Regions from separate parts of the Homo sapiens genome. Here region 2 is linked to region 1. A link is an interaction called in ENCODE POLR2A ChIA-PET data of the cell type or tissue named here. Cell type or tissue: MCF 10A. All regions are shown on one strand. Each heading gives the region's core, and the rest is flanking DNA. Links, peaks and the distances in the headings are about the cores only.

What was found. ChIA-PET counts read pairs that join two places held together with the same protein. Peaks named below come from ENCODE experiments on the same cell type or tissue, not always from the same donor. Only the 100,000 strongest peaks of a DNase experiment are listed, where the experiment ranks them.
Region 2: POLR2A ChIA-PET joins it to region 1 with 6 read pairs; 5 of 35 experiments call an interaction of 5 or more read pairs at or near these places.

The regions. Positions count from the first base shown.
Region 1 is chr7:131,163,334-131,166,253 of GRCh38, forward strand. It overlaps a transcript of MKLN1 not described here. Among named protein-coding and RNA genes, the nearest start is that of LINC-PINT, 55 kb to the left of the region's middle. RefSeq lists an enhancer at 516-1,715. In MCF 10A, for the core only: no CTCF peak of the experiment used is centred there; a DNase peak (open chromatin) is centred at 1,438.
Region 2 is chr7:131,293,693-131,296,612 of GRCh38, forward strand. It overlaps a transcript of MKLN1 not described here. Among named protein-coding and RNA genes, the nearest start is that of MKLN1-AS, 33 kb to the right of the region's middle. In MCF 10A, for the core only: no CTCF peak of the experiment used is centred there; no DNase peak of the experiment used is centred there.

The DNA of each region.
Region 1 (2,920 bases), core at 259-2,758:
CCTGTTTGTAATGGTTCGGGGCTCACCCACTGAGGATCGAAGGTAGAAGGAACTATTTCAGAGCTTGCTTTCATTTCTACGATTCTATCACAATTGACATTAGATTCACAGGTCAGCCTCTGCTGTAACATTCAGATTGAGATGGAGTAGACTGAGATGAATGAGTGCTTCATTTTCATCCCTTTTCCCTGTAAAGTGGAGGGTTTTAATTTCATCCCATTTCATTCGAATTTGTGAAAACCTCAATAGGACATTCTTCACAGCAATCCTGCCCTCTTCTAAGTTTCAGTGGAGAGGAGAGACAAAACTGTCAAGGAGAGAAACCATTCTCTGAAATATTAAGCCATTCTCTAAAATATTAAACCATTCTCTAAAATATATATTTTAACTTGGTAAAATCTTCTTTTTCCTAAGGGCATCAGTGTTCTTCGCTCACAAGTAACTCTCGTGTGTATATCATTAATGCTAACGATTACTAGTTGTTAAATGCTATGACAATTTTATTTGCATTTTACATATATTATACTTGTATATAACATGTATCACGGGTATAATTTACTTTTTAAACTTCAAATACCGAAGAGGATGCCCAGTTTAGAACAGTAGCTCCTTGGGCTATTTTTCCAAGTTGGGAAGGCAGGGGGAGGATTGGAATAATTGCAAATTAAGCTTTGCCACAGGGCCTCGTTCCCAAATGTTTAAACCCTCTCATATTATTAGGGGCTAAAAATGTTGCTAAGAGCTTTTAAACAGAAAAATAGACTTACTTGCTTTGTTTTTGTTTTTGTTTTTTCTTGAGACAGGGTCTCACTCTGTCACTGAGGCTGGAGTGCAGTGGCAAGATCTAAGCTCACTGCAACCTCTGCTCCTTGGGCTCAAGCAACCCTCCCAACTCAGCTTCCTGAGTAGCTGGGACTACAGGCACACACCACCATGCCTAGCTAATTTTTGTATCTTTTTTGGTAGAGATGTGGTCTCACTATGTTAGCCAGGCTGGTCTCAAAACCTTGATCTCAAGCAATCTGCCTGCCTTGGCCTCCCAAAGTACTAGGATTACAGGTGTGTGCTGCCACACCCGGCCACTTATTTGTTTTTTATTTCTTCCCCCAGACTACAACTTTATAGCTTACCAAGAAACATGGCAACTGGACTCCTATAAGATTAATGCAAGCCAAAAATCAAGCCCTAAGAAGCTAAAACGTTTCTAGACATATATGTGCCATTTTTTTTGTTGTTTGTTTCTATTTTATTTTTTATTCAGGATCAGATTTTTAGTGCCCCTTCATTAGGTTCACTTTGGCTTAAATAGCTACATGGAAAATACATTCCAGCATTTGTTTTTTGTTTAGTCACTCTTCCATAAAATTCCTTAGCGGTTTCAAATGTCATTCAGATGAGATGACAATGAATCATAGAAGGAAGACAGAGAGAGAATGGTATTGGGAAAGGGATAGGGAGCTGGGAATCAGATGACCTGAATTCTAGTTCTGTTGCAAGAACAAATTGGCAACAAGGCCCTGGAGAATTCAAGTCCACAAACCTTTCTTGGAAACCTACTATGTTCAAGGCATTGAAATAAGTGCTGTAGGAGCAACAACGATGAACAAGACACGGATCCTCAAGGAGCTTATCACCTGGCAGGAAGGAAAGTATATTCACAAAATGATAGTATAATGTGGTACAGAATGTGTGAGTAGTGGAATAGAACTTATGGGGCACAGAAGAAAAAAAACATCATTCCAGCCAGGGAGAGTGGGGATGGCTTCATGAAGAAAGTGATATTTGGGATCCCGGAAGTGTGGGTAGGATTTCTGGGTGGGGCTTTGAGGGAAGGGTGTTTTCGTTGTTGTTGTTTTCTTTTGCTTTTTTGAGACAGAGTTTCACTCTTGTTGCCCAGGCTGGAGTGTAATGGCGCGATCTCTGCTCACTGCAACCTCTGCCTCCCAGGTTCAAGCGATTTTCCTGCCTCAGCCTCCTGAGTAGCTGGGATTACAGGCACGCGATACCATGCCTGGCTAATTTTTTGTATTTTTAATAGAAACAGAATTTCACCATGTTGGCCAGGCTGGTCTCGAACTCCTGACCTTGTGATCTGCCCGCCTCGGCCTTCCAAAGTGCTAGGATTACAGGCGTGAGCCACCACGCCCGGCCCAAGGGAAGAGTGTTTTACACAGAAGGTGTAGGGAAGTGGAGACGATGTAAGCAAAAATGTACAGTAATAAAGTACAGAGCTGGTTCAAGGAACTTGTTAGGAAGGCACAGTTAATTCTGAATAAAACAATGGGAGATAAGTTTTGAGCACTAGATTAAGATCAAATTGTGGTAGGGCTTGAATTCCAGTCTGAAGAATTTAGACCTTTTGAGTGGTGAAGAGCAGGGAGACAAATAAGATAACACGAGTGATCAGCTTTGCTAGGAAGATTGTTCTAGCGGCACCGGGTGGTACGAGGGTGAGCAGAAAGGTAGAAGGCCGGGAGATGAGTTAGAAAACGGTTATGGGGCTAGGCACGGTAGCTCATGCCTGTAATCCCAGCACTTTGGGAGGCCAAGGCAGTCAGATCGCTTGAGCCCAGGAATTCGAGACTAGCCGGGGCAACATGGCGAAACCCCATCTCTACAAAAAATACAAATGTTAGCTGAGAGTGGCAGTGTGCACCTGTGGTTCCGGCTGTGCAGGAGGCTGAGATGGGAGGACTGCTTGAACCTGGGAGGTCGAGGCTGCAATGAGCTGTGATCATGCCCATGCACTCCAGCCTGGGAGACTCTGTTTCAAAAAAAAAAGAAAATGATTATGGTAGGCTTTTGGCGGTAGGAATGGACAGAGAAGGCAAATGCAAGAGACATTCCAGAGGGAGTATTGACAGAGCTTGGCGACAATTGGTTTTGGGATGTAAAAGATTACTATGGTTTTGAGCATTGG
Region 2 (2,920 bases), core at 240-2,739, 130 kb after region 1:
CTACTCCAGAGGCTGAAGCAAGAGGATCACTTGAGACCAGGAGTTTGAGGCTGCAGTGAACTATGATCACGCCACTGCTCTCTAGCCTGGGCAATAGAGTGAGACCCTGTCTCTAAGTTCATTAATTAATAATAATAAAAGTCAGTGTCATGAAAAGCAAATAAAGTAGGGAAATGGTTCTTGATAGTCTAGAACAGGGTTTTTCAATTTAGGTATTAAATGACATTTGGGACTAGGTCATTCTTTGTTGTAGGGGGCTGTCCTGTGAATTCAGGCTCTTTAGCAGGCATCCCTGGTCTCTAGATACTAGATACCAGTAGCACACCCAGTCATGACAATCAAAAATGTCTCCAAGCGTTGCTAAAAGTCTGTCTTGGGGCACTGGACTAGAGAAACGGAATCAAATGCAATGTATGGACCTTGTTAATATCTTGGATCAAAGGCTATGTAAAAGACATTTGGTACGAATGAAGAAATCTGAATCTGAACTTAAAGATGTTATTATTGAATCACTGTTAATTTTCCCAGGCCTGAAAATGGAACTGTAGTAATGGAGGAAAATGCCCTTATTCTTAGGAGATGTATGCTGAATTATTTTAAGTGAATAACTGTAAAGTATTCAACTTACTTTCTAATGCTTCAACGGTTAAAAATGTATATTTACAGAAAGAGATAAAGCAAAAGTGAAAAAAGTGTTAATAATTGGTGAATCTAGGTGAAGCATATAGGCACATTCCTTGTACTATTCTTCCATCTTTGTGGGTCTGAAAATTTTCAAAATAAAAAATTGGGGAAAGAACGAGTTTATTGCATCTCTACTGCCTGGCTCTTCATTAATCTAACGTGATAGAAGGAGGAGGCTTGTTTTAAATGAATCTGAGTGCTCATTTTGTGTTGCCTGGGAAATGAGCTAGCTCAAACCAGGTGTGGAGAGCTAGGGCTGAGGAAGGGGGCTTCTCTCAGCCTGAGAAACTGTACACAAGCTCATCTTCCCAAGGGACCACTGTCTTCCTTTCCCTTGTGTAACATTCCACAGGAACCAAAGTCTAGATGCTGGGCAGCTTGTGTGCGTTTCCCAGATATCTCTGGTAAACAGCTGACAATAAATTCCAGGCTGCCTGGTGCCAAGATAATCTGATTATTCCTTTCATGATAAGGCTGCTCTCACACTTGCTACATACAAAAAAGAGACCCAAAGAAGGACAGAGTTCCCTTCCTTGGAACGCAAACCATCTCGTGAGGCTAGCAGGTCACCCAGAGGACGACGGGAGGATGGGGTCCTTGTGCCTTCCCTTCTCTTAATGACTTTCCCTTTGTAAGTTTTCTCTTTCCACAGAAAAACCTAATTTCTTAACCTCTACCGTGTGACAGGGGAATTCAAATCAAGCTCTGGTGCATTAAAATGGCAACTGCAAAGAGACCTATTTTGCAAGAGAGCTAAGGTTTATTTTTTTTAATTTTAATTTTTGCTCTTATTTTTATTTTATTTTATTTTGTAAAGACAGAGTGTCACTATGTTGCCCAGGCTGGTCTCAAACTCCTGGGCTCAAGCAATCCTCCCACCTTGGTCTCTCAAAGTGCTGGGATTATGGGCATGAGCCACCATGCCCAGCCAAGAGCTAACATTTAAAACACAGGCAGAACTCAGAAACCAAAAAGATAAATGCTGATAAACACATTGTGTAAAACATTTAAAACCTTTATATGGTAAGAATAAAAATGACAACAACAACAAGAACACACCATGAATAGAGCCAAAGACAAATGACACAGTAGAAAAAGTTGCAATCCAACAGAAAAAGTGCTTATTTCTTTATTTTACTAAAAGATCTTACAGTTTTATGAGGGAAAAAAGAAAAAAAAAGGCATAAAGAATAGGAACAAATATTTCATACAAATAGAGTGGCAAAAAGCCAGGTGTGGTAGTTCACGCCTATAATCCCAACACTTTGGGGCCAAGGTGGGAAGATCACTTGAGCTTAGGAGTCTGATACCAGCCTGGGCAACACAGCAAGACCTCGTCTCTACTAAAAATAAAATAAATTAACTGGACATGGTGTTACTTGCCTGTAGTGCCAGCTTCAAGGGAGGCTGAGGCAGGAGAACTGCTTGAGCTTGGGAGATGGAGGCTGCAGTGAGTAATGATTCCACTACTGCACTCCAGCCTGGGTAACAGAGCAACGTCCTATCCAAAAAAAAAAAAAAAGGAAAAAACACTTGAAAAAATACTTAGCTTCATTAGTGCTTAGAAAAATGCAGGTCACAACAGTGTGATACCATTTTTACCTATGAGTGACAAAAATTTTTAAATTCAATAAAACTTAGTTTTGGCAAAGTTACAGTGAAACTTACACTGTCGATGAATATAAAGGAACAACTTTTTTGGCGGTTACAATTTAGGAACATTAACCCAATCTTAAATGTACATATATTTTGATCCAGCAATTTCATTGAAAGGAATTTATCCTACAGAGAGTCATACAAGTCCCCAATGACATGTGTATAAGGATATTGATGGAAATGTTGTTTATAATAATAGTGTAAGTAGAAATGATTTAAAGTTCATCAGTTAGGCAACAAATAAATTTATGGCCCATCCAATGATTAAAACATCTACATGTGCTATTATGGAAATATTTCTGCTATATTACTAAATGAACAAAGCAAGGTATAGGATGATATATATTATTTGCTCTGTGTAAAAATGGAGTCTATTTTATATATCTTAATATAGAAAAAATACACCAGAAATAATTAACAGTGCTTGCCTTGTGATAAGAGTGGGAACGAGATTTTTCCCTTCCATTTTAAATCAGTTTGAAGTTTCAATTTACAGTTGCCCCTTGAAGAACATGGGTTTGAATTGCATGGGTCCACTTGTATCTGGATTTTTTAAAACCAAACTCAGATAAAAAAATAC